Linked DNA regions of Homo sapiens: region 2 is linked to region 1. The links are chromatin loops, found by intact Hi-C in ENCODE. Cell type or tissue: CD14-positive monocyte. All regions are shown on one strand. Each heading gives the region's core, and the rest is flanking DNA. Links, peaks and the distances in the headings are about the cores only.

Region 1 (13,221 bases), core at 4,988-12,987:
GGAGAATTGCTTGAATGTGGGAGGTGGAGGTTGCAGTAGGCCAAGATCGCACCACTGCACTCCAGCCTTGGTGGCAGAGCGAGACTCTCTCAAAAAAAAGGAGCAGTTATGTCCCGCCACGTTGTTTGGTGGGTTGGGGAAGAGTTGCAAAGACGACAGACGTTTGCTGGCCAAGTGAGTCTTGACCTTTTTCCTGGTCTGTTTGTTCAGAAATTGATGAATAACTGCCACCATAAAGGTCTTTGGATTGGTGTGGCCCTTTCTGTTTCCTTAACACATTCTCTTGGCAGGGTTCATGCAGTGTGGTGCTTGCTTTCCCTGGTTGGGGGTCTGAGTCTGTGATCCATCAAGCACTGGCTAAGGGCCTGCTGGGTGCTTGGTATGTGCAGATGATACATACACGAATGAGGCAAGGCCCCTGCCCTTAAGGCCTCTAGTTGGGTGTAGGGGAAAATCAAGTGAATACAAGAGAGCTGTAAGCACCGAGGGAGGCAACGGTAAGGAGGGAGTGGTGAACAGGAAGCCGATTGGCCTTGGGCTTAGGGAGTTTATAAATCCAACAGACATGGAGGGCGCACTCAAGTGGGAACCTGGGAGGACTGCAGCTGCCTCAGGTCCCCGCAGGGAGATCGTGGAGTGGGGTCAGGAATGCTCTGAAGAAGGCAGGACTTGGGCATGGAGGAACAGATGGACTTTCGCTGAATGCTTTCGATGAACGAGGCACTGCGGTCAGCACTTCACGGTACATTATTTCATTTATTCGTCACAACCACCAATGAGCATGTTACTGTTTAAATCATCATTCTAGGCCGGGCGCAGTGGCTCACGCCTGTGATCACAGCACTTTGGGAGGCTGAGGTGGGCGGATCATGAGGTCAGGAAATCGAGACTGTCCTGGCTAACACGGTAAAACCCCGTCTCTACTAAAAGTACAAAATATTAGCTGGGCGTGGTGGCGGGCGCCTGTAGTCCCAGCTACTCGGAAGGCTGAGGCAGGAGAATAGCATGAACCCGGGAAGCGGAGCTTGCAGTGAGCGGAGATCGCACCACTGCACTCCAGCCTGGGCAACAGGGCAAGACTCCATCTCAAAAAAATAAAATAAAATAAAATAAAATAAAAATAAATCATCATTCTATAGGTGAAGAAATTGGGACTCAGGTTAAATGACTTGTTCAAGATTGTGCAGTTAGCAAACGGCAGACCAGTTATTTGAGTTCATGCTTGTCACACTCCTAAGTCTAAGAACGCGGCTCTTAACTCATCTGCCCGGCTGTCTCCCTGGAGGCGGGAGGCCATTGTGAAAGCAGGGTTATAGACAGTGGGGTAGAGGTGTGCAGGGTGGAAGGGTGGCAGAGGCCAAGCAGGGCCCTGGCAGTGCTGGCCTGGGGTATGTGAGTCCAGTCTAGAACAGTGGGAGACATGTTGAAGAGGAACTGTGACAAGACCTACTACCAGGAGGAATGTATTGTGAAGAATCAAAGCTGACTCACCAGGTTTCTAGCCTTTCTTTCTTTCTTTCTTTTTTTTTTTTGTCGGAGTTTGGAATGTATTGTGAAGAATCAAAGCTGACTCACCAGGTTTCTAGCCTTTCTTTCTTTCTTTCTTTCTTTCTTTCTTTCTTTCTTTCTTTCTTTCTTTCTTTCCTTTCTTCCTTTTCTTTCTTCCTTCCTTCCTTCCTTCCTTCCTTCCTTCCTTCCTTCCTTTCCTTCTTTCCTTCTTTCTTTCTTTTTTTTGACGGAGTTTCACTCTGTTGCCAGGCTGGAGTGCAGTGGCGTGATCTCGGCTCACTGCAACCTCCGCCTCCAGGGTTCAAGTGATTCTCCTGACTCAGCCTCCCGAGTAGCTGGGACTACAGGTGCGTGCCATCAACGCCCAGCTAATTTTTTGTATTTTTAGTAGAGATGGACTTTCGCCATGTTGGCCAGGATGGTCTCGATCTTCTGACCTCGTGATCCGCCCGCCTTGGCCTTCCAAAGTGCTGGGATTACAGGCGTGAGCTACCATGCCCAGTCTCTAGCCTTTCTTACCGTGTGCTGTGGACAGTTAATGGTGTAACTTTAAAACTTGGGAGGAGGGGAGTTCTGTAGTCAGAAGTTTGAGAAATGCCTGACTAATCCAAATTAAACAGGTTTCTCTGTTGTAGGCCGCCTCAGAACCTTTAGTGCTGAGGTGCAATGATTCCTTACAGGGTGTTATAGCATGTAACGTACTTTGGGAAAAGCTATGTTGATGAGGGAGATTGATTATTCCTTATAGGCCAGAGCTAGGTCTGTTCATCCCACAGTCCCCTCATTTTAGAATAAGACTGTCAGGAAATATGAGGCATTGAAGTGGTGTGTGAATGGATGACTGAAAGAATGGCTAAAAGGCAGTTCAGAGGGAAAGGCAGAGGATAAGTCCCAGAAATCACCTGTATTCTAGGCAGTGGTAAAACCCAGGTGTACTTCTGCTTCATGGGGCAAGACAGGGGTCTCTCCCTGTTGACATGCGGAGTTAAAGGTGATGGGGACATATTGGTAGGAAGGTTCTCTGGGCAGTCGGAGAGGCACGGAATGGAAACTCAGGTGAGAAGTTGGCTGGAAGGTGGATTTGGGAATACCTTATACAGACTGATCTCCACAGCCAAGGATGTGGTTGATTCTTGACTAGAGTCAACACCAGTGCTTCAACCCCAGCTGCACGTTAGAATCATCTGGGAAACTTGAGATATTCATGCTCTGGTCCCAACTCTATATATTCTAATTTAATTAGTCTAGGTCAGTGGTTCCCAAACTTGTGTGCCCATTGGAGTCACCTGAGGACTCTTTTAAACATTACGAAGTCCAAGTCTCCCCCAGACCAATTAATCTCATTCACTGTGAGTGGGACACAGGCATCAGTATTTTTTAATTTTTTAATTTGTTTTTTAGAGACAGGGTCTTGCTCTGTTGCCCAGGCAGGAGTGCAGTGGTGCACAATCATAGTTCACTGCAGCCTTGAACTCCTGGACTCAGGCAGTCTCCCTGCCTCAGCCTCCCAAGTAGCTGGGACTACAGGTGCTCACCACCATGCCTGGCTAATTAAAAAAAATTTTTTTTTTTTGTAGAGACAGGGGTCTTGCTGTGTTGCCAAGGCTGGTCTCAAATTCCTGGGCTCAAGCAATCCTACCTCTGTCTCCCAAAGTGTTGAGATGACAGGTATGAGCCACCATGCCTGGCCAGGCATCAGTATTTTTTTGAAGCTCCCAGGTGAATCCAATGTGCAGACAACTTTGGGTACTGCTGACATAGGCATTTTTTAAAAAACTCCCCTGATTTTATTTTATTTAATTAATTAATTTTATTTTTTTGAGACGGAATCTTGCTCTGTCGCCCAGGCTGGGGTGCAGTGGCGCGATCTCGGCTCACTGCAAGCTCCACCTCCCGGGTTCATGCCATTCTCCTGCTTCAGCCTCCCAAGTAGCTGGGACTACAGGCGCCCGCCACCACGCCCAGCTAATTTTTTGTATTTTTAGTAGAGACGGAGTTTCACCGTGTTAGCCGGGATGGTCTCGATCTCCTGACCTCGTGATCCACCCGCCTCGGCCTCCCAAAGTGCTAGGATTACAGGCGAGAGCCACTGCGTCCAGCCAACTCCCCTGATTTTAATGTGCAGGCAGGATTGAGACTAACTACTCTAGTCTAATGGTTCTGAAACTTGAGCAGGCTTCAAAATCACTTGGAGGCCTTGTTGAAACTCAAGTTTCAAGTGTGGGCTGCATTCCCAGAGTTTCTGATTCAGTAGGTCTTGGGGAGCGGAGCTGTGAATTTGCATTTCTAGCTAGTCCTTAAAGGTTGCTGATGCACCTGGTCTGGGGACCACACTGGGGTTCCTCTGATCTCAATGGGAAGAATGGAATCAGGAGTGGTAGAGGCTGGATACTTATTAAACAGAGATGGGGTGAGCACAATTATCTCAAGAAGCCACAGGGCTAGAGTGGTAACCAGAGTGTTTTGACTGGCAGGAACCTGTGGGTATAATCATGGGGAGTCCCTGGAATTAAAATGGTTGGGGGCCAGGCACGGTGGCTCATGCCTATAATCCCAGCACTTTGGGAGGCCAAGGCGAGTGGGTCACCTGAGGTCAGGAGTTTGAGACCAGCCTGGCCAACATGGCGAAACCCCATCTCTACTAAAAATACAAAAATTAGCCAGGCGTGGTGGTGGGTGCCTATAATCCCAGCTACTCGGGAGGCTGAGGCAGGAGAATTGTTTGAACCCGAGAGGCGGAGGTTGCAGTGAGCCGAGAGCACACCACTGCACTCCAGCCTGGTGACAGAGCGAGACTCCGTCTCAAAAAGAAAAAAAAAATGGATGGGATGCTTACTAAAGTGCTGTTCGGCATATACAGAGAGGTCATGGGAGGTCATCAAGAACCATCTCAAGGACTGGAACCTAGGAAGGTGATTGTAGGGCTAGGAAAGGTACGCATGTGATCAGGCATTGGTACAGGCCGTGGCATAGAAGAAACTTCAGCCTAGAGATAGGGCAGGGCATGGAGGGTAGGTGGTGACCTGTTTCATGTGGTTGAGGGAGAGAACCTGGTTTAGGAATTGGCATGTCATGAGGTTTATCCCAAGTCTTTCACAGCCAGTGTTGATGATACAGAAGCGAAATAAAAGTGATAGCACCTTTCTGTTACTCATTTTTCTGGAATGATTATTGGGTGCCTCCTGTGTTTCAGGCACTGTGCTAGTGCTGGGGATGCGACAGGGATCGGACCCAGTCCTTGCCCCATGGTGCTCTCAGCTAGATGAGCAAGACAAACAAAAACAAGCAAATAACAAATAATTACAAACTCCTAGGACTAGTGAGGATACAAGACCAACACATACAAATCAACTGCATTTCTCTATACTCACAGTGAACATGTCAAAACTAAAATAAAAAACACTACCATTTATTGGCCGGCCGCAGTGGCTCATGCCTGTAATCCCAGCACTTTGGAAGGTCGAGGCAAGTGGATCACCTGAGGTCAGGAGTTCGAGACCAGCCTGGCCAATATGATGAAACCTGGTCTTTACTAGAAATACAAAAATTAGCTGGGCGTGGTGGTGGGTGGTTGTAATCCCAGCCACTTGGGAGGCTGAGACGGGAGAATCACTTGAATCTGGGAGATGCAGGTTACAGTGAGCGGATATTGTGCCACTGCACTTCAACCTGGGTGACAGAGTGAAACTGTCTCAAAAAAACAAAACAAACAAAATGGCTGGGCGTGGTGGTTCACGCCTGTAATCCCAGCACTTTGGGAGGCTGAGGTGGGCAGATCACAAGGTCAGGAGATCGAGACCATCCTGGCTAACACAGAGAAACCCCATCTCTACTGAAAATACAAAAATTAGCTGGGCGTGGCAGTGTGTGCCTGTAGTCCCAGCTGCTGGGGAGGCTGAGGCACGAGAATGACGTGAACCTGGGAGGCAGAGCTTGCAGTGAGCCAAGATTGCGCCACTGCACTCCAGCCTGGGCGACAGAGCGAGACTCCGTCTCAAAAAAACAAGCAAATAAACAAACAAACAAAAACACAATGCCATTTATAGTTGTTTCAGAGAAATGAAATACTTGGGTATAAGTCTAACAAAGCATGTGTAGAATCTGTATGCTGAAAATTTTTAAATTGTTGATGAAAGAGATCAAAGATGACTCGGATAAATGGATGACATGTACTTTGTTCATGGATTGGGAGACTGAACATAATGAAGATTTCAATTGTCCCCAAGTTGATCTGTAATTTAACGCAGTTCCTATTAAAATCCCAGCAAGTTTTTTTTTTCTATAGACATAGACAAGCTTATTCTAATAATTACGGGAAGACCAGTTTTACCTAGATTAGCTAAAACAATTTGGAAAAAGGATAGCTGGAGGAATCAGTCTACCCAGGGTTAAGACTTGCTATATAGCTACATAATTAAGCCTAGTGTGGTATTGACCAAGGGACAGATGGACACAGATCAGTGGAACAGAATAGATAACCCAGAAATAGACCTCCACAAGTATACACAACTAATTTTTTTTTTTTTGAGACAGAGTCTTGCTCTGTCACCCAGGATGGAGGGTACTGCTGCTATTACAGCTCACTGCAGCCTTGACCTCCCTGGGCTCAGGCAATCCTTCCACCCCAAGCCTCCCGAGTAGCTGGGACTACAGGTGTGGGACACCATGCCTGGTTATTTGTATTTGTATTTTTTTTTTTTTAGACGGAGTTTCTCTCTCTCTCTTTTTTTTTTTTTTGAGATGGAGTTTCGCTCTTGTTGCCTGACCTGGAGTGCAATGGCGTGATCTCGGCTCACCGCAACCTCCGCCTCCCGGGTTCAAGCGATTCTCCTACAGGCACATGCCACCAGGCCTGGCTAACTTTTTTGTATTTTTAGTAGAGACGGGGTTTCTCCATGTTGGTCAGGCTGGTCTCGAACTCCTGACCTCAGGTGATCCACCCGCCTCGGACTCCCAAAGTGCTGGGATTACAGGTGTGAGTCAACGCGCCTGGCCTGAGTTTCTCTCTTTTTGCCCAGACTGGAGTGCAATGGCGTGATCTCGGCTCACTGCAACCCCCGCCTCCCGGGTTTGATTCACCTGCCTCGACCTCACGGGTAGCTGGGATTACAGGTGCATGCCACCATGCCCAGCTAATCTTGTATTTTTAATAGAGATGGGGTTTCACCATGTTGGCCAGGCTGGTCTTGAACTCCTGACCTCAGGTGATCGCCCGCCTCGGCCTCCCAAAGTGCTGGGATCACTGGCGTGAGCCACCGCGCCCAGCCTGTTTGTATTTTTTTTATAGAGACAGGGTTTCATTATGTTGCCCAGGCTGGCCTCAAACTCCTGGGCTCAAGCAATGCTCCCGCCTCAGCCTCCCAAAATGCTGGGATTACACACAATTGATTTTTGACAAGGGTACAGAAACAATGTGTTGGAGGAAAGACAGCCTTTGAACAAAGGGCGCTGGAGCTATTGGACATCATAGGCTAAAAATATACAATAATCAACCTAAACCTTATACCTTATACAAAAATTGAAAATGGATCATAGACTTAAATGTAAAACCAAATTGTCTAATTTTTAGAACAAAACAGGAGAAAATCTAGGCAAAGAGTTCTTAGATTTGATGCCAAAAGTATGATCCATGAAAAAATTTTTGATTAATGGGGCCTAATCAAAATTTAAAACTTTTGCTGTGCAAAACAGAATGAAAAGAGAAGTACAGAATGGGAAACATAGTTACAAGCCATGTATTCAACAAAGGACTTGTATCTAGAATGAAGAAAGAATTCTTAAAACCCAACAATAAAAAATCAAACAATTCAATTAGAAAATGGGCAAGGGCTGGCTCACACCTGTAATCCCAGCACTTTGAGAGGCTGAGGTGGTCAGATTGCTTGAGCCCAGGAGTTCAAAACTGGCCTGGGCAACGTGGCAAAAACCCTGTCTCTACCAAAAAAATACAAAAATTAGCTGGGTGTGGTGGCACATGCCTGTAGTCCCAGCTACTTGGGGGAGCTGATGTGGGAGGATCACCTCAGCCTGGGAGGTCAAGATTGCAGTGAGCTGTGACCATGCCACTGAATTCTAGCCTGGGTGACACAGTGAGACGTGAGACCCTATCTCAAAAAAAAAAAAAAAGCCAGGCGTGGTGGCTTACGCCTGTAATCCCAGCACTTCGGGAGGCCAAGGCAGGTTGATCACCTGAGGTCGGGAGTTTGAGATCAGCCTGACCAACATGAAGAAACCTCGTCTCTACTAAAAATACAAAATTAGCCAGGCGTGGTGGTGCATGCCTGTAATCCTAGCTACTCGGGAGGCTGAGGCAGGAGAATTGCTTGAACCTGAGAGGTGGAGGTTGTGGTGAGCCGAGATCACGCCATTGCACTCCATCCTGGGCAACAAGAGTGAAACTCCGTTTCAAAAAAAAAAAAAGTTCAACACTATTAACTATTAGGGAAATGCAAATTAAAAACACAGTGAGCTATTATTTCATACCTATCAGAAAGACTAAAATAAAAAAATAATGATAATACCAAATGCTGATGAAGATGTGGAGACACTGGACTACTCATATATACATTGTTAGCGGATATGTAAAATGGCATAGCCACTCTGGAAAATAGTTTGGTAGTTTCTTATAAAATTAATAATGCATTTACCATACCACCCAGCAATTGTATTCTTGGGCATTTATCCCAACGTTGTAAAAACTTGGGTTTATACAAAAACCTGTAAAAAATGCTTATAGCAGTTTTATTTATAGTAGCCCCAAAGTGGAAACAACCAAATGCCCTTCAATGGATGAATGGTTAAATAAACTGTGGTACATCCATACCATGGAATACTTTTTAGCAGTAAAAAGGAATGAACTATCCATATATGCAATAACTGGGATGGATCTCAAGGGAATGATGCTGAGTAAAAAAGCCAATCGCAGGGCCAGGCACGGTGGCTCATGTCTGTAATCCCCGCACTTTGGGAGGCTGTGTTGGGCGGATCACTTGAGGTCAGGAGTTCCAGACCAGTCTGCCCAAAATGGCAAAACCCCGTCTCTACTAAAAATACAAAAATTATCCAGGTGTGGTGGTGGGCGCCTGTAATCCCAGGTACTCGGGAGGCTGAGACAGGAGAACTGCTTGAACCTGGGAGGTGGAGGTTGCAATGAGCTGAGATTGCACCACTGCACTCCAGCCTGGGCGACAGAGCGAGACTCCGTCTCAAAAAAAAAAAAAAAAGAAAAGAAAAAAAGCCAATCACAAAGGTTACACAGTGTATAATTCTATGTACATAACTTTGTTCTTGAAATAACATAATAGAGATTAGTGGTTGCCAGGGATTCGGGATTAGGGGTGAATGGGAGGAATGTGGCTATAAAAGGGTAGCAGGAGGAAGACTTATAGTGATGGAAATGTTCTGTATCTTGATTATAGTAGTCGTGTAAATCTACATATGTGATAAAATGGCATAGGACTAGACACATCAACACACGTGCTTGAATGCTAGGAACACTGGTGAAATCTGAATAAGCTCTGTGGATAGTACCAACATCAGTTTGCTACTTGTGTGATATACTATAGTCCTTTTTTTTTTTTTTTTTTTTTTTTTTAAAGAGAAAAGGGTCTTGCTATGTTGCCTGGGCTAGACTTGAACTCCTGGACTCAAGTGATCCTCCCACCTTAGCCTCCCAAGTAACTGAGACTACAGGCCCCTGGCTAGTACAATACATTTTGTAGTACAGTTGTTATTATTAAGGTAAACCAGGTGAAGGGTTCATGGACTTTTTGCAACTTCCTGGGAATCTATAATTATCTCAAAGTTGTTTTTTCTTGTTGTTGTTGTTGTTGTTTGTTTTGTTTTTTTGAGACAGAGTCTTGCTCTGTCACCAGGCTGGAGTGCAGTGGCGTGATCTCGGCTCACTGTAACCTCCACCTCCTGGGTTCAAGCGATTCTCCTGCCTCAGCCTCCTGAGTAGCTAGGACTACAGGCGTGTGCCACCATCAAAGTTTAAAAAAAGCGACAAATTTTGGGAAACGCTATCAAGGAAACCCACAAACAGCTGGGCGTGGTGACTCACGCCTATAATTGCAGCACTCTGGGAGGCCGAGGTGGGTGGATCGCTTGAGGTCAGGAGTTTGAGACCAGGCTGGCCAACATGGTGAAACCCCGTCTCTAATTAAAAAAACTAGTCGGGTATGGTGGCGGGCACCTGTAGTCCCAGCTACTCGGGAGGCTGAGGCAGGAAAATCACTTGAGCCTGGGAGGTGGAGGTTGCAGTGAGTAGAGATCACGCCACTGCACTCCAGCACTCCGGCCTGGACAACAAAGAGAGACTCCGTCTCAAAAAAAAAAAAAAAAAAAAAAAAAAAGGAAACCCACAGGGCCTGAGATGAAAAATGAAGGGAGAACCTTCTGATGGGGTGGCAGAGGCCTCTCTGGAGAGCTGATCTTTAAGAGTGGAGGGATGAAGAGAGACCAGAGAAGGCACATTTGGGCATTCCCTCCTTACCAGAAGAAAACACCAGGAGAAGCCTCCTGGCCAGTGATGTTCAAAGACAGAACCAGTGCTTGAAAGAAATGTCTTACTTTTCTTCTTGGTACCTTTTCCCCTGTCTTCCTCCTAACCTCTTGTGTTGATTTTCTTCTCTTCTGCCATCAGTCTTGATAAACTGCTTGATGCTGGTCTCTATACTGGAGAAGTGACTGAAATTGTAGGAGGCCCAGGTAGCGGCAAAACTCAGGTACATGTGAGGCCAGCAGTCAGGAGGATTTAGGGGTGAGGGTGGTAGATGCATAGCCCAGGGTCCCTGGGGGAGCTTCAGCGTACTAATGGGTTCAGAGCCCAACAGAGAGAAGATGGGTAATAAGGAATGGGGTCGGGACTCAGCCCATTTGTGTTGCTGGAATCTGGGCAAGGTTTGGTGGGGAGCTCCCATCTGGACCCTCTCTGAAGTGTCAAGTTCATCCAATGCCCCCACCCCCAGGTATGTCTCTGTATGGCAGCAAATGTGGCCCATGGCCTGCAGCAAAACGTCCTATATGTAGATTCCAATGGAGGGCTGACAGCTTCCCGCCTCCTCCAGCTGCTTCAGGCTAAAACCCAGGATGAGGAGGAACAGGTAAGGGCAGGATGCTGGGTTCCATTGAGATTCTGACACAGGAAAACCCCATTATCCCTTAACATTGTAAGAATTTGGGTTGAATAGTCATTCCTTGCCTTCAAACTTGCTGTTCTATTAATACATCTCGTATTCCTTAAGCCACCCCTGTTGATGCCATCATCCCATTTGGGATGCTACTCACACTGATTCTTCCAGGAAACCCTCCCAACTCTTTGCATGCCCTAAACCAGGGCTGGCAAACACCAAGCTTTGTGTTTCCAGTCCATTTCTCACCTGTGAGAGACATCACTAATCAGTCATATCCCTCTTTCCTGCTGAGTTCTGAGTACTTTACAGCTCAGCACCCAGGCAGCCACCACTGTGACAACTGACCATTAGACAAAGCTCATTTGCCACCCTGGACCTGAGTCCTTGCATCCAGGTGCCTCTTCCTTCTCAGCCTTACCTTGACCCCCCTACTCCCTCTTATCCAAAGTCCTTGCTTTTCTTTTCCACCGCTTCAGGCAGAAGCTCTCCGGAGGATCCAGGTGGTGCATGCATTTGACATCTTCCAGATGCTGGATGTGCTGCAGGAGCTCCGAGGCACTGTGGCCCAGCAGGTGAGCCTGCTGTTCTGCCCCTCCTTGCTTAATTCAGCTTTCTAGGTGCTATCTCTGTGGGCAGGTGTCCTACTACAGACTGTTTGGAAATGCAGATGTGCAATCTGGTGACTCCAACTATGCTTGCTACTCCCAGGATGGAATTCCCGAGCACCTAAATCACATACCTCATTGTTTACATGTTCATCTTCCCTGCTGAACAGTAAAGCCCCCTGAGTGGAAGGATCATGTCATATTTATGTCTGCATTCCCCACTAGGTGAGTGAGGAATACTTTTAGCTGCAAGTAATAGAGGTTGTCTGACAGAGACTTGAAGCTTGAGGACATTTAATTATGTCACATGAGTTGGGAGGTTGGCAGGTCCATGCTATCAGGGCAATAGATTTGTGTGTCTGATTTTCTTGTTCTTCCCCTCATGGTTGCAAAGAGGCTGCCAAAGCTCCAAGCATCTTGTCTTCACACATCCACATCCATATTCAAGGCAGTAAAAGATAGATGGTTCTTTTCTGTACCTCCTCCCTTTTATCAGGGATGAAGAATCTTTCTCCAGAGCCCACTAATAGACGTCCCTCTTCCCCTTACATCTAGTTGGCCAAAATGGGGTTATGTGTGTATCTTGGACTAAGACCTGGGCCCACCATCCCTGAAGTCAGATTTCTGCCCAGTCGCTGAACACATTCAGAGTCATGTTAATGGGAAGGATTTAGAATGGCATTTGGGTTGGCACTTTGCTACTCATGTTGGGTGCTTAGACAGGATTTGGTGCACTGATTTATAAATGACTAGATGTGGAGGATACCTTAAAGATAGAATAGTTTATCTCAAACTTTTCCTCTCACCCCAAAGCATGACGTGTTCACACGGGCATCCCCACGACTATATATAAAGTCAATGATTTTTACAAACTTTAGAACATATAATAGTTGAACAAGCTGGGAGTGGTGGCCCACACCTGTAATCCTAATGACTCCAGAGGCTGAGACGGGAGGATTGCTTGAGCCTAGCAGTTGGAGGTTGCAGTGAGCTATGATCATACCACTGTACCTTAGCCTGGTCAGCAGAGCTAGACCCCGTCTTTAAAAAAAAATGTTGAACAAATACTTACCTCAGAAGTCATAGCTGGTTATGACCCACCAGCTTGTTGAGACATGAAGCTGAGTAGTGCTTACCTCACTTTTAGAGATGAGAAGAGTGAAGGCCGGAGAAGTGAAGTGAGTTGACCAAAGTTGACCAAATATTTAGGGCAAGAACTAACCTTATAGCCCAAACCTCTCAATTCCAGATCAGAAGACTGTATTTTTTACTGTAGGACCATTAGATGATATATCTTCTATTATTGCATAATAAGTTACCAAAACCTTAGTGGCTTAAGACATAGTATTTCTTATCTCACAGTTTCTAGGGGTTAAGAATCTGAGACTAGGAGCGGTGGCTCACGCCTAAAATCCCAATGCTTTGGAAGGCCAAGGCAGGAGGATCACTTGAGCCCAGGAGTTCAGGACCAGCCTGGGCAGCATAGCAAGACCCTGTCTTAAAAAAAAAAAAAAGAAAAAGAAAGAAGAAAAGAAAAAGAACCAGAATCAGGATATAAGAAGTAAGGGAGAAGAGAAAAGAAGCATCAAAAACAGTTTAAGTCCAGGGAAACCAGGAGGATTCTCCTGCTTGTGTAAAGACAGAAAATTATGGTTAGAAAGATGGCACAGGCTAGGCTTGGTGGCTCATGCCTGTAATCCTGGCATTTTGGGAGGCCAAAGTGGCCAGATCACTTGAGGCCGGATTTCGAGACCAGCCTGGCCAACACGGTAAAACCCCGTCTCTGCTAAAAATACAAAAATTAGCACCCGTAGTGTGCACCCAATGTGTGCACCCATAGTCACAGCTACTTAGGAAGCTGAGGCATGAGAATCGTTTGAACCGAGGAGGCAGAGGTTGCAGTTAGCTGAGATCATGCCACTGCACTCCAGCCTGGGTGACAGAGCAAGACTTAGGGAATTTATTTGGAGGCA
Region 2 (15,304 bases), core at 7,270-15,269, 110 kb after region 1:
CCATTCTAGAGCAGGAGCTGTGGGGCCAGCCTGCCTGGGTTTGAATCCTGGCTCCTCGACTTAGCAGCTTTGTGCCCTTGGGCAAGCCACTTAACTTTTTTGCCCCAGTTGGCCTCATCTATAAAATGAAAATAACAAGAGGTCCTACTTTATAGTTTTTGTGAGGCTTCAGTGAGTTAACACATGCAAAGCTTTCAGGACCCTGCCTGGCACACGGTAAGCATTCAGTAAATGTGGGATGTTGTCATTCCCTTGGGAAGATGTTCATTCATCAGACATTTAGAGTACCTACCATATAACTGGCATTGGGGGCTTCAAAGATGAATATCTAACCTTGGAGCATGGAATAAATGCTAAGCATATAATTGTAAAAATTGATTGAATATGTTGAATTAAAGAGCTCATAGTCTACTCTGGGAGTAAGTAGGCAAACTCAAAATTTTAATCCAATGTGATAAGCAGTCATGGGGGTATAAAAAAGTTTTGTGGGGGTAGAAAGAGGGAGCAGTAATCTCTGCCAAGTTTCTCCACCAGGAAGTTTCCTCAGGAAACCTGGGAGTAGTTTGTGAGATAGCAGAGGGGTCCCCCATGATCCCTGACTTTATTAAATGGAGGATATGTTTATAGATAAAGCCTTGTGATCCTTAATGAACCATTCATCACAGTTCCATTTCTATCTAAACTTTTCTGAACCAGTTTTATCTTTTTAGCCTGTTCTGCCTCAGGGGATAATGAGTCCCTACGTGCCACTCACACACTCACTATATTACAGCCCCAACAGTCTGAAAATTATTTCTTTTAAGCTTTGAGAACTTTGCCTTAGTTCTCATGTTCTGGGATGTGTCTGATCCACAAGTGCTGTGTACTTTTCAAATCTTTACCTGTTGGAGGGGATGAAGTGTGGATTAAACAAGTAACCAGAGTTGGTTATTGAGGAAATGTTTCCTCGGAGGAGCTCTATTTGAGGGAAGCATGTGCACTGAGACTTTGTTTACAATGTACCTGTTATCTCCCACCTCCCTCCCCCAGTCACCCCTATACACTTAAGACATTCTCCTCACTCCTCTGCCCCTTTTTTTCTGCCCTGTGTGTTTGTACAGGGGGAGCAGTACCATCAGGCTTGGAGGAGAACCTGTGTAAGATCTGCATGGACTCACCCATTGACTGTGTTCTTCTGGAGTGTGGCCACATGGTAACCTGTACCAAGTGTGGCAAGCGCATGAATGAATGTCCCATCTGCCGGCAGTATGTAATCCGAGCTGTGCATGTCTTCCGGTCCTGAGAGCTTGCATCGGTTTCTTCAGTGCCTTACAGGGAAATAGCCTGGGGTGTCTGGGCTCAGGGTTGGCCAGCTTGCAGAGGAGCAAGCTAGTAGAAATATTGCAGGGTTCCCAAAACCAGGTCAAGCAAGATGCCATGTCACCCCTGAGCATGCCTGTCTTCCCAGGGGTGTACCTCTTGGCTGGCAAAGCCCAAGGCCAGTGGGAACTTGTATAAATCACATGGGTATGTTCTTGGTTCAGTGATCTTGGAGTGATGATGGTAACTGATGAACAGAGAACTTTCCAGAACTTGGGTCCTGTCTTCCTCCCTGAACCTAGACAGTTTCACCCCTCCTCCTGTACCCAACCCATCCCCACCCCATATGGGAGATGCTTGCCCATGTGTTTCATCAATCAGAAGTCCTCCTCCCCAGCACATTCGGATTTAAATTTCTGGTCTCTCCGGCTTTCTGTGCTTTAACTATCTTTGCTAAAGTCTCTTGCTACATTGCCTAAATCCATTTGTTTCTTTGGACCAAAAATGTTAGTTTACCAGACCGATAGTGGTCCTTAGGACAGATTTTAGACCAGTAAACTTATCTTTGGTGAGAAATGAAATACAAATGCTATAGAAAAATTTCAAAGTTGTTAAAAGCCACTTCATTAAATGCTGGGATTGGAAGCTGTTGGTCTCCTGACCTGACTCTGGGAGCCAACAAAACATCAGGCTCCCAAACTGCTGGGAAATTTGTTTCTGTCTGCAAGGGATAGTGCGTGCATAATCCCTGCTGCTGCTTCTCTTGGGACCTGATTTGCACCATCCTTAGTTTATGCGGAAAGGGGAAGCAATGGGTGGAGGCAGTGGCCTTCTCCTTAATTTTGGCTTGGCTTCTGATCCTTTTCCCAACTAGAAGTCTTAAGCCACTTTTCGCTGAAAATGAAATCCCTCCCTTATCCATGGTAGTTTTAAATTTGGTTTCATTGAAGAAATAGATTTAGGCAAAGAGCCTGTGCTCTTCTCTGGCCAGACTGCTGTTGAAGTTCCTGGAGAGCAAATGTTAAGACAGAGCACTTAAGAGCTTTCAGGAGGTACTGAATGAGACTGGATTCTGTTGTAAGCCGACAGTTCAAGTCTTTATTTCCCAGGTTGGTGGGGAGTGAGGAGACCCTACTTTCATTCCCTTTCCTAGCCCACTGATTTTTGGGGGCAGGTCAGGGAGAAAGCATTTTTTTTTTTTTTTTGAGTCTCACTCTGTTGCCCAGGCTGGAGTGCAGTGGTACAGTCTTGGCTTACTGCAACCTCCACCTCCCAGGTTCAAGCTATTCTCCTGCCTTAGCCTCCAGAGTAGCTGGGATTATAGGCGCCCACCACCACACCAGGCTAATTTTTGTATTTTTAGTAGAGACGGGGTTTTACCATGTTCACCAGGCTGGTCTTGAACTCTTGACCTTATGATCCGCCCGCCTCAGCTTCCCAAAGTGCTGGGATTACAGGCGTGAGCCACCACACCCAGCAGGAGAAACCATTTTCTAGGCTCTTTAGGAAGGACCATGCAATGAGTAGGTGATGTATTTGAGCCCTCACAGTCTTTACACCCCTAGAGGAGCTGGAGGACTTAAGAGTTTGCTGCAGAAGCGTGGCCAAGCACAAAACACATGATCAGGAAAGCAGAGTGTTTTCCCATTACCAATGGATGAACTATGCAAACCCTAAACGCCTTGGCAGACACCTCCCACCCCTTACCCCTCCCATGCAGCTGAAAAATCTGAGACTAGAACCAATCATGACTCTGGATGGCAGAGGGAAACCTCTAAAGGGACTTATTACATTGGTACAGACATATTTATGCTTTCTTCCATCACCAACCACTAAACCCCTTTGGAGGAATGAAATAACTGCATAAACTAGTCAACTGAACACTGGGCCACTTACCTCAATGTTATACAAAGTCCTGGATGATTTGATTCTGAACCACAGCCTTTGCAGGAGTTGGGGGAATCAGATTTGCTCATGAAGACATCCCTTTCCACTTTTGTCATGGGCAGTAAATACTATAGTTTACAATGCCTACCAATTAGCAAAGGATCATTCATTCAGCTACTCAGTTCCTCTGTAAAACAGGTCTATGTATGTGCAATTCAGCTAAGATCTAGCAGTAACTTAAGGGCAGAAGCTGGCTCTCTACTTACAACCTGCTTTCTCTGCTGAAGCCTTACCTCCTCTTCAGTTTCCCTCCTAGACACAAATCGAAAATAATATACTGATAGCTGGTTAGTAACCTCAGTAAGAATTAAAACTGAGGTTGTTTACTCATTTTGCCTTTAAATCTTTTATCCCCTTTTGGTGAAGGTTTCCCTTTAGGAAAAAAGGTGTCAAACAACCCTGATTTTTTTTTTTTTTGCATCATTTTTATTACACCAAATTAAAGTTGGGAGTTCCAAGATCCCATTCCAGTTAATATTTAACCAAGGTCTAAAATTTGATTTTTTTTAAATCTTTGAATCCTCCCTTCTGCCCCTCATGGATCCTTGGTTTTAATGATATGGAAACATCTAATTCTTAGAATTATTCCGTAGCTTTTGCTGATTACTCTGAGATTTCAGTTAAGACTTGTTTCAAAAGACAGATAGCTGACTGGTTCATAATACATTGGAATAGTTGGATCCAAACTAATAAGAATAAGCTGTACAGGAACTAGTGCTCAATATACATTGTATAAATTTGTGGAAATCTCTTGGATGTGAATTGTTACTTCAAGTGGCTTTTATTAAGATTTTCTCAGACTTACTTGGAGGTTAAAGCAAACCCAAATGTGTATTATTTTGTTACAGAGCTCTGCTTTATAATTTTGTAATAAAGTTTCAATACAGACACCTGTCCTGTCTGGTGCGAGGATGTTAGAGGTTGATAGGACTGACAAAAGAGCCTGACAGTGGTTCATGCTATAATTTCCACACTTTAGGAGGCCAAGGTGGGAAGACTGCTTGAGCTCAGGAGTTTGAGACCAACCTGGGCAATGTAGTGAGACCTTGTCTCTACTTAAAAAAACAAACAAGGGCCGGGTGCGGTGGCTCACGCCTGTAATCCCAGCACTTTGGGAGGCTGAGGCGGGCAGATCACGAGGTCAGGAGATCGAGACCACCCTGGCTAACACGGTGAAACCCCGTCTCTACTAAAAATACAAAAAATTAGCCAGGCGTGGTGGCGGGTGCCTGTAGTCCCAGCTACTCGGGAGGCTGAGGCAGGAGAATGGTGTGAACCCGGGAGGCGGAGCTTGCAGTGAGCCAAGATTGCGCCACTGCAGTCCGGCCTGGGCGAAAGAGCGAGACTCTGTCTCAAAAAACAAAACAAAAAAAAACACAAACAAAAAACCCAAAAAAACCAAAAAATTAGCCGTGCATGGTGGTGCATGTGGGTAGTCCCAACTACTTGGAAGGCTGAGGTGGGAGGATCACTTGAGCCAGGAGATTGAAGCTGCAGTGAGCTCTGATCGCCACCGCACTCCAGCCAGGGTGACAGAGTGAGACCCTGTATTAAAAAAAAAAAAAAATTGACAACTGATAAACCACAAGCTAATCCTGGGATGTGCACATGGCCTGGGATTAGCCTGTGGTTGGGCCAAGTGACCTTGGTCAAGATGCTCAGTGTTGTTGTAACTAACTAACTTGCTCAAGACCACAAATGTAATATATGGAAGAGGCCATGGAACAACCTAGAAGAGAATGAGAGCTGGGTAGGTAAAGGATGAATCCCAAGACCAATTGGGTTGAAGCACCAAGTGAGTTCAGATATTTACACTGATCTAGAAGAGATGGGCCTTAAAGAACTGAAATCTGAGGACAGTTAGTATGCCCAGTTAGGTCTTCAGGTTACCCTGGGAGATACATGGTACCTTTTGGATACAGCTGTAGTACAGCTGGACTATGGCTCAGAAAAGGTTGGCCCAGGCTGGGCGCCATGGCTCACGCCTGTAATCCCAGCACTTTGGGAGGCTGAGGTGCGTGGATGACTCGAGGCCAGGAGTTTGAGACCAGTCTGGACAACATGGCGAAACGTGGTCTCTACTAAAAATACAAAAACTTAGCTGCGAGTGATGGTGTGTGCCTGTTTGTTAAGTCTTAGCCACTTGGGAGGCTGAGGCATGAGAATTGCTTGTGAACCCGGGAAGCAGAGGTTGCAGTGAGCTGAGATTGCACCACTGCACTCCAGCCTGAATGACAGAGCAAGAGTCTGTTTAAAAAAAAAAAAAAGGTTGGCCCAGCCTCGTGACAGACTGCTGTGTGTGCGCAGGCTTGTACAAACCTCCCTGACCAGGCGCCCAAGGAGCAGGGAAAAGACTACTGAGAATGCAGCCCCTGGGAGAACAAGATTATGTGTCCATCTGCTGTGACTGAGAAGAGAAAGGAATCTTGCCAAAAGGGCATAAAGGATCGAGGATGAGCCACAACACTTTGCTCACATTGCCCTAGGGAGCTGACCTGTTCAGCACCCAGTGATGACCTCTGCTTGATGCCAGCCAGCAGCATGTAGAGGTTCAGAAGAGGGAGGCCTCCAGCATTCTGCTGGAGAGATTTATGATGATGATGTTGAGGGCTGCATTGAAATACATGAAAGAAATACATGAAAGGATACAAAATAGTATATACAGTCAGATCTCAGCAGCAAAGACTGGAAGAAAATACATAAAAAACCACTGACATTGAAATGGCAATAACACACACTAAGGCAGAGAAGGGACAAGATGATCACCTGCAGCCAGCAGAGGCCCTTTCCTGTGAGTGTGCACTCTGGGTGTAAGCAACCAATAAGGGCAAGTGGGGCTGGGTCCAGGTTGGAGAGGACAGTGCCTTTGGCAGGATCCTGAGGAGACAGCCTTGTTCTGCTGCCCTGTCCGGTTGTTTGTTTGGCCTGAGGCTGAAGAGAGAAATGGAAATCTATGTAGGTCAGTACTCAAAGGAGGAGCAGCTTTTTGTCTCCATAGAGGATGGAATAAAAAGTATCTTATTCCTAATACTGAAGCAAGGCTGAATGGTGCCTATTCAAAAACACCAAATGTCCTGGGCTAGAGTCAGGAAAGTAAACCCCTCCCCCGTGCTGTCCCTACTCCCCCAACATACACATTTTAAACAGTAGGTGGAAGCCAAAGTCAATCAGATCAAAGTTGGGGGGGGGCGGTGGGGTGGCCAGGGGGCGCAGTGGTCCTTGATCTTATAGGTCCAGAGCCTGTTAATTTGTTCATAAGGTGAGAACTGACCCTCAAGAGCTGGAAGGATTGGGACATGGCAGCCAGTTTACAACCATATGGTGTCCTGATGAGCCTGCACTCAGAGTGGAGTGTTGGCTGGAACATGCACACCTGCAACTGAGGGTTCTAAAGTCATAGGTTAGGCCCTTCTCCCGGGTAGGGTCTGGACATGCACACCAGGAGTGACGTTCCCAACTCTAGATAACTATGTGCTAGGCTCTGGGCTAAGTGCTTTACATAATGTTGCTCAGGACAACAGGACAACCCTATGATTTAGGTGCACCCATTCTACTTGGAGGGATTGAGGCTTAGATGTTAACGTAACTTGCCTAAGGTTAGAGCCATTAAGTTTCAGGAGTCTGATCTGAACTCCGTCTACACCTGCACTGTCCAGTGTGGTAGTCACTAGTGACATGTGACCATTTGAAGTTGAATTAAAATAAGAACTTCAGTTCCTTAGTTGTGCCAGCTTCATTTCAATTGCTCAGCAGCTGTCTGTGGCTAGTTTGGTTGGATACTGCAGATTTATGGATATTTCCACTGCTGCAAAAAGTTCTATTGAATAGCACTTGTCTACACTAAATTGTCTCTCTTCCTTTTGTTCTTCAAATAAATCAGCCTCAGGTAGCACAGGAGCTGTTCTTTGTAAGCAGGTTGTATGGATCTGTTCTCAGGTGTGGATTTTTATTTTTTTCCCTGCAGATATGGAGTATATTTTCTTTAAGAAATTAAAAACTAAGAAGAAAATGCCACTCAACATTGTTGGTATTATCAATAGGTCAGCAGGAAAAAAAAAAATACTGTGATAAACTTGTCTCTCTGATACCAAGAAGAAATTCTAGTCCGAGCTTCAATATGCTTCCTGTTTTTTTCGCTAGGTATTTCTTTTACTGCTGCTCTTCATTCTTTCCCACATTTCATATTGGAGGATTGGTACAGCCTTTAGAACTTCATTGACAGGAGCAAATCCAGTATCCACTGATTTCTTCTTAAAGGCGCTCTAACCCATCAGATAGCCCGGCAGTTTCATTCACATGAATACTCCAGCCATGAAAAAACTCAGTAGGACACAGACGAATCCAATGAATAGAAGAAAAAAAATCGATTGAGTTTTGGGATATTTGGTGCATTCGACTGGTCCAGCATTATGAAACCTAAACCTCCCATTGTAAACAGGAAGCTGGATGCAAATCCTTCCATAATATACTGTCCATTTACTTTGTAGGCCAAGAAAGCTACTGGCCTCTGATGCCCACGTTCATCAGCCAATACTTGGGGGTTCAACAATATCATATAATTATTCCTCCAGTCATGAGGAAGTAAGACACCACCACCAGAGCATACACAGTCATGGCTGATGGCATGTGCAGCCAGGGTGGCTTCTTCAACTTCAGGTTGGAACACTCGAGCACTAAGAATGGGATATGGTACAAAGTCTCCATGTTGGTGGCAACAAGGGCTGTTCTTGGCCTCAAGCCCCATGTGGATTTTTATTCTTAAAGAACAGTCTTGTTTCCAGGTTTTGGGGATGCAGATCTTCCTGGAGCCCTCTATCCCTCCAGAGGAGTGGCCCAAATAACCTCCCCTTTCTTCATAAAGGCCCCATTTTCCTACCTGACCCTAGTCCCCTCCCTTCAAACTGGGGATCCTCACCATGTAATAGGAGAACACAGAGAAGAAAGTAAAAAAATTCATTTTGTTTTCTTTCACATGAGGTTTGTTCCTGGCAAAGCGTGTCAGGCTGAATACAAGTTCCGCTAAACAGAAGCATTTCCGAGGGCAGTCCTTTAAATACAACTTTAAAATGAGCCTGGAAGTACAAAGGAACAGGCAAGGATGGGAGAGAAGGCTTTGTGGACAGAGCTGCCATAGCCCAGCCTTTACTCCTTAATCTCTAGGGAAATTATTGGGGGTGTAGGTGGGGAAAGGACAAAGATAACTGCAAGATATTTTATTTATAAAAAGGGTAACTAAGCTGCTTTTCAAAGAAAACAAAAAGATGGCAAACCCAGCACCCAGCTCTGAAAGATCTATTTAAACCAGCAAGACAAACTGACTTCAGCTGTGGCACCCACAGCAACTAATTCCTGGTCCAGAAGAGACAGTGGAGAACTGGTGGGTTTGGGAGAAGCAAGCCCATTCCCCCTATACTGTGTCTATCTGCCTCCAGCCTGAGTCCAGTCCAGTAGTATGGTAAAGGAGAGTATGGCCTGAGGGAGAGGGAAGACAGCAAACCTAGCAGGGAGCTACCAGTCTCCGTTTCCGGATACATGCCCAAATCCACTCTGGGGAGACCTGCTGGGCCGCAGGGTTCTTGTCCCTGCTACCCAGCACGTGCGTGGCTGAAGTCATATCAAATTCCTGTACCAGGTCCCCGTCGAATGCCACAAAGTAGCGTCTGAGACGGCTGAAGTCTGGTGTGGAGGGTGGCAAGTAAAGCCGCACCCCAGTGAAGATGTCCAGCAATACCTGCAAATGCAGAGGGGTCAGGGTGGGGTCAGACCTACACTGGGTACAGATGGGTCTTCACCCAAATGAGCACGGGACAGAATGAGGGAGCCTAGAGTTAGGACACAAGCAGAGAAGTTTACTGGAATACCATGCATCAATACCCCCACCCCTCCAGTCACTCCAAATTATACAGGACTGACACGCCCCTCCATCCCTGCCTAGGGGAAAAGGAGAGTGGACAGGCCTCGACATCTGGGACCTGGAGATGGGAAGAGTACATGTGTATAAGAGCCACCCAGTCATGGTGGGCAGGCGGAGCTGGCTCTGACTCAGTGCCCCCAGACTCAGTGATGTCCCCTGAGACCAAGCAGTCTACTCTGTACAACCTGCTAGACTGAGGGGTCAGGAGTCCTGCTTACTACTCTCAATGGGTTCAAGGACTTCAGGCTGGGAAGAGAGAGGGGAAAGGTTTCTACAGGTCTGTTGGGGACCGAGTTCAGGCCTTGTGCTGTGAGACTTCTATGCTTACTCCTGGATGGCGGTGGGGAGCGTGGGGGCGCAATGACATGGGTGTCAATCATATGTTTACTTCTCTATCTGTCCTTTGAGGCATCAGCTCCCCCAGAGTTGAGCCAGTACTAAACCTAGTTCTTGGCATCAGAAAGTGCTCAAAAGAGGCCGGGTATGGTGGCTCAGGCCTGTAATCCCAGCACTTTGGGAGACCAAGGCAGGCGGATCACTTGAGGTCAGGACTTTGGGACCAGCCTGACCAACATGGTGAAATCCCGTCTCTACTAAAAATACAAAAATTAGCCGGGCATGGTGGCACATGCCTATACTCCCAGCTACTCGGGAGGCTGAAGCCGGAGAATCGCTTGAACCTGGGAGGCGGAGGTTGCAGTGAGCGGAGGTTGCAGTGCGCTGTGATTGCACCACTTCACTCCAGCCTAGGCAACAGAGCGAGACTTATCTCAAAAAAAAAAAGAATTGCTCAGGAGATGTTGCCAAACCCAAGACTGACAAGAAAATGTAACAGGGAAAAGGCTCCTCAGGTGGGAGGAGAGTCACCAAGCCAGTGCCCTCTCCCCGACTCGCTGCTTGCTGGACCTGCTTCCACCCTGACCACAAACTCAATGCTGCATTCCCACACCCAGACTGGTCTTTTCCCTTTAATGTAAATTTTGACTTGGGGCCAGCAGCTGAGTGAGTCCCTGCAGTCTCTCCTGGCTAGGCCGGGCTGTTCTATCTCCTGCCTGCTGGCACAGTTCTTCCTCTCTGCTCACTGGCTGGCCGCCTCTGCAAGGCAACAAGAGGACATAGGGTGAGCAGCAGCATTGCTGACCCTGCCCACGACAGAGGAGTGGCTGCAGGCAGGGAAGAGGTTTAGCCGATGTTCCCCAAACACCTTTGCTCATCCTCTTTCAAACTTCTTGTACAGAAGGTTGGGAACACAACCTGGGCTAAACTGGCCCACGTGGTGTGTTGCTGTTTTTACCCTCACCTTTGTTTGGCACAGCGTCTCATCAGCAGCTTTCCGCTTCTCCCCTACTTTCACTGGAGAAGACTTTGTGGCCAGCTTCTCCCCCACCTTCATAGCGGAAGGCTTTGCAGTCTGCATGTTGCCTGCAGGACAGAGAGGAAGCTGGGTGTGGTGGTGCACACCTATAGTCCCAGCTACTCGGGAGGATCAATTCAACTCAGGAGTTCGAGGCTGCAGTGAGCTATGGTCGTGCCACTGCACTCCAGCCTGGATGACAGAGTGAGACCCTGTCTCTAAAAAACATATGATACAAAAGAACTAAGAGGGTAGGGATTGCTGATAATGCTCCCTGAAGTCAGGGGCAGTAATGGGAAGGACCAGGGGCTTTCTCTGCTATGAGCATAGGTGAGAGGGGAGTGAAGAGTTATCAGCTAAGCCCTTTACTCAAAGGTAGCTTATTCCCTGGTCAGACTGGCTGTCCCCAGGGTACTGCTCCATTCAGGTTTGCTGAGCAGATACAGGGTGCCCAGCAGAAGGGTCTCTGGCCCATGGCTGGACACACACCAGGAATGTAGTCTGTGTCCACTGCAGTGGACACAGATAATCATGAGATCTCAGGGCTGGAATGTGAGACTGGGTCCCTGCCCTTGGATCTCTGCCCCTCACACCGCCCTCTTCACCATACCAGCCCCCTCCCTATCCTTACCATCTTTGCTGTTGGAGTTACTCAGCTTCCCTTCTGCTTTCTTGGTACTGGCTGAGGGCTTGCTGGGGGCCTTGCGGGACACAGCAGACCCTGAGGGACCCTTATTCTCTTCACTGCTACCCCCTGTAGTGGAGCTCCCCTCATCTCCAGCCACTACAGTGAAGTCTGCCTTCTCCTTGGACAACTGGTACAGTTCCTGAGGCGGGGAGGGACAATGTCAGAGGGTTTCATTGCCTTCCCAGTCTGGCCTCAGAGGTGGTGTGTGTGGTGTATTTTAGGCGCATATGGGAACAAAGATGTGAGAAAGATAAAGAGCAAGGAAAAGGAGTTGGCTCCCTTGGCACCATTCCAAAGTATGGCCCTATAGCCTGAGTAATCAGGGTACAAATCATTGTTCTCTGTACAGCAAAGCAGGCTTTGCTGGGGCAACAGGAGCAAACTCTTATTCCCCAGACTAAAGGCTGCTCAGTGGGGCCTTGCAAATGCAAGGTTCTCTACTCAGAGATGGAGGGAGAAGGAGGTCTAGTGCTGTGCCCCTGGCCCAGCAGCAGTTTGTCTCCCTCTCTAATTGCCCTCCTTGCTCTGCCTCAGGAGAATGGGGGAAAGGAGAAGACAGAGGACATGTGAATGGTCTAGATGCCCAAGGCTCCAAGGCCTGGACAGTGGGGTGGAGAATACATATACAGCCTAAGAGCTGCTACCTTGAGTTGGGGAAGGTTAGTGGCAGATTTCCAGTCCTTATCATCTCGGATTCGGGTGCAGCGAGGGAATCGGATGGAGATCCCGTCAGCTGTATGAGCCTCCGATTTGGAGAATTCAGCCCCTGTGATCTCCCACACGGCAGCTTTCTGTCAGGAGTAAGCCAGCAGGTCATCACTGGTTAAGAAGATAGTATCAGTGGCCGGGCGTGGTGGCTCAAGCCTGTAATCCCAGCACTTAGGAAGGCTGAGGTGGGCAGATTACTTGAGGTCAGGAGTTTGAGACCAGCCTGGCCAACATGACGCAACCCCGTCTCTACAAAAAATAACAAAAATTAGCCAGGCACGGTGGTGCACGCCTGTAGTCCCAGCTACTCAGAAGGCTGAGGTATGAGAATCGCTTGAACCCAGGAGGCAGAGGTTGCAGTGAGCTGAGATCATGCCACTGCTCTCCAGAACGAGACTGTCTCAAAAAAAGGGAGAAGCAAGTATTGGCCAGGCGCGGTGGCTTGCATCTGTAATCCCAGCACTTTGGGAGGCCAAGGCAGGTGGATCACCTGAGGTCAGGAGTTTGAGACCAGCCTGGCCAACATGGTAAAACCCTATCTCTACTAAAAATGCAAAAATTAGCTGGGGGTGGTGGCACCCCTGTAATCCCAGCTACTTGGGAGACTGAGGTGAGAGAACTGCTTGAACCCAGGAGGCGGAGGCTGCAGTGAGATGAGATCATGCCACTGCACTCCAGCCTGGACAACAGAGTGAGACCCTGTCTCAAAAAAAAAAAAAAAAAAAAAAAAAGTATCTCCCAACCAGCTAGAAGCAATACAGAACAATTAAAACCAAAAAGGCGGCTGGGTGCAGTGGCTCACGCCTGTAATCCCAGCACCCTGGGAGACTGAGGCGGGCAGGTCACCTGAGGTCAAGAGTTCAAGACCAGCCTGACCAACATGGAGAAACCACATCTCTACTAAAAATACAAAATTAGCTGGCCACGGTGGCACATGCCTGTAATCCCAGCTACCTGGGAGGCTGAAGCAGGAGAATCACTTGAACCCGGGAGGCGGAGGTTGTGGTGAGCTGAGATCCCGCTATTGCACTCCAGCCTGGGCAACAAGAGTGAAACTCCGTCTCAAAAACAAAACAAAACAAAAACCAAAAAAGCTTTGGCTAACAGCTGGGAAACTTGGGTCCTAGTTCTGCTGCTGCTGTTGCTGAATAACCTTAGGGAAGTCCTGTTTGTTCTCTAGATCTCTTTCTTGGTCGGTACAAGAAGGGATTGGGCCAGATTACTTCTAGAACACACCCTTTGTGCTGAGGGGATAGGTACTCTCTTCTTCTCTCTCTTTTTTTAAAGCAATTGTATTGCAGAAAGAATTCTATTCAAAATTCCTCAGAGTTGTCTGGTTGTCCCTGTGCCTATCACTCAGCTGGAAATCCAGACCCCTATCCCTGGGTGGACTTTCAGCGAGGTGAGATGGATTCTCTATGGCACTAGAGAACCTGCAAGCTAATTCTATGAGCTGGAGGCCCCCAAGCCACTGGGTTGATACCTTTGGGTCTGGGACGATGAAGTCAGGATAGTAGATCTTGTTGACCTTCAACCAGCTGGGTATTTTGCTGGGGTCCTAGAGGAGAAAAGATGCTACTTTGGGCTGTTCCCAACCTGGAACAAGGCTTAAATCCCTTCTCTTGGTAATGAGATTATAAGAAGCCACTTAAACAGCTGATGTTTGAGCCATGTGATCCTCCCAGCCCAGAGTGGGTATGACCTAGAGGCATGCAAGCCATTTTCCACAAGAAGGCATTCAGAGATTATAAGGCCTAATCCTGCTCCCCTGAGCAAGCTGCAACCCTTCTTTCTGGGGAGACAGAAATACCTGTAGTCCCCAAAGCACAGCCTCTGTCTCAGTGATGGCGGCCAGTCCAGAGGCCATGGCCAACCAGGTCCCTTCCTCACCTTGCTGATCTTCACCATGTCTAGTTCATTCTGCAGGCGGGCAAGCGTGGCATCATCATGGCCTCCTGCACACTTGGTGACTGTGCACCACTTCTGGCTGCCAGGGTCGTAGCAGCCCATGAGGAAGATTGACATCATGCCGCCTGGGAGGGGAGTGTGAGATGAGTGTGGGTTGGAGGAGCCATCTCTGCCAGTCCCAAGAGCCCAGGGCCAGGGAGAGGACCTTGGGTCCTGGCCGTCAGAGTGCCAGAGTTTACCTCTTGGAGCTACCTCTTACTAACTGTGTAATTTTAACCTTTATAAGCCCCAATTTCCTCTTCTGTAAATGAGGGATAATCACACCCAACCTGTTGGGCTCTGGGGCATTGAACTGTGTTGGACACATGATAGATTGCTTAAAAGTATTAGTTCCTCAGACTCCAGCTTCCTTTCCAGTCAGGAAAGAGATTTTGCCTGAGGAGAAAGCTGTCAGGCCCTGACGAAATAATTGGTGGTAAGCGTCCTTCTGCTAGGCTAGCATAGGGTACTCTATTCTGACTTCTCCCTAACCGAGTAAGCAGCTCTGCCTGAGGTGACTCAGGCCAGCTTGGGGCCCTAGATCCTAGGACTTCGGAAGTCATAACTGGCCATGCTGGCAGATCAAGCCAGTAACAAGGCCAGCCTGTACCTCAAGCGGTACCTTCTAAAACAGTACCACCCCAGGGGGCAGAGGCCACCCTGACCTTTGCTCCCTTGCCCATAGAAGGCTCCAAGGACCACCAGGTCAGCTGTGTCGGCCATGGCCCCCTCGTTCAAATAGTCTTTCTTCACTTTCAGCCAGTGCCGCTTCCCAGGCTCATATGTACCCTGAAGGGAAGCAAAAGAGAGACCACAGAATAGAAAGGCAACTCCATGAGGATGGGTTCACCCCTTCACTGCTACACACCAGATCTAGCCCAGTGCCCCTCCCTCAGGGTAAGAGCCCTCAGGCTCCAGGCACTATAGGAGACACACAAAGCAGTCCTCCAGATCCAGGACACATCTGCCCACACTTCCCCAGCAGCCACCCCAACCACTGCAGGCTGCCACCGCCATCTCCTGGTCAGGGCTGGAAAGGCTCAGGGGAGAGGGCTGCGAGTGAGTCGACAGGAGAAGCCAAGCGAGGCCACTTTACCTTCACATCCTTCAGCACCAGCCCCTCCAATCCCTCCTGGATCACCCGGGTTATCATGTCAGCCAAGTCCAAAGCTTTCTGAGGGACAAGAGAGATGCTGAAGTTGGTGTGAGAGTGGAGAAGGTGGTGAGTGAGTGGGGGTTGTTCCTTTTCACACACTAGTTAAGTGTCCACTGGAAACACCCTTACTTGAAATATAAGGGACAAAGGGTTAGAAAGCAGGTTGCTTCTCATCCCAAACAGAGGGCTGCTGTGGCTTTGAAACACAGGAGGCTTACCTAGGAAGGATTTCCATGCCCTACCCTTCTGGGTGAAGACTAGCAGGCAACATATGCAATAGTCAAAGGCCAA

Evidence for each region. A loop is a pair of places that touch in the nucleus more often than their neighbours do. Peaks named below come from ENCODE experiments on the same cell type or tissue, not always from the same donor. Only the 100,000 strongest peaks of a DNase experiment are listed, where the experiment ranks them.
Region 2: it touches region 1 in a loop (3-fold over the local background); 72 of 110 quality-filtered maps call a loop at or near these places.

The regions. Positions count from the first base shown.
Region 1 is chr17:35,104,380-35,117,600 of GRCh38, reverse strand. It overlaps RAD51D (RAD51 paralog D), which reads left to right. Exons shown (of 10, transcript NM_002878.4): 4 at 10,154-10,235; 5 at 10,479-10,613; 6 at 11,120-11,215. RAD51L3-RFFL (RAD51L3-RFFL readthrough) reads left to right here. Exons shown (of 7, transcript NR_037714.1): 2 at 11,120-11,215. Among named protein-coding and RNA genes, the nearest start is that of RAD51D, 8.9 kb to the left of the region's middle. In CD14-positive monocyte, for the core only: no CTCF peak of the experiment used is centred there; a DNase peak (open chromatin) is centred at 9,560.
Region 2 is chr17:34,997,946-35,013,249 of GRCh38, reverse strand. It overlaps LIG3 (DNA ligase 3), which reads right to left. Exons shown (of 20, transcript NM_013975.4): 13 at 14,954-15,031; 14 at 14,523-14,646; 15 at 13,801-13,943; 16 at 13,394-13,468; 17 at 11,847-11,993; 18 at 11,146-11,341; 19 at 10,461-10,582; 20 at 3,507-8,977. The coding sequence ends at 8,744. It overlaps RFFL (ring finger and FYVE like domain containing E3 ubiquitin protein ligase), which reads left to right. Exons shown (of 7, transcript NM_001017368.2): 7 at 1,101-7,260. The coding sequence ends at 1,282. RAD51L3-RFFL (RAD51L3-RFFL readthrough) reads left to right here. Exons shown (of 7, transcript NR_037714.1): 7 at 1,101-4,138. It also overlaps the pseudogene OSTCP7. Among named protein-coding and RNA genes, the nearest start is that of LIG3, 25 kb to the right of the region's middle. In CD14-positive monocyte, for the core only: CTCF peaks have their summits at 14,679 and 14,879 (motif pointing left); a DNase peak (open chromatin) is centred at 14,859; H3K27ac peaks cover 1,242 bases.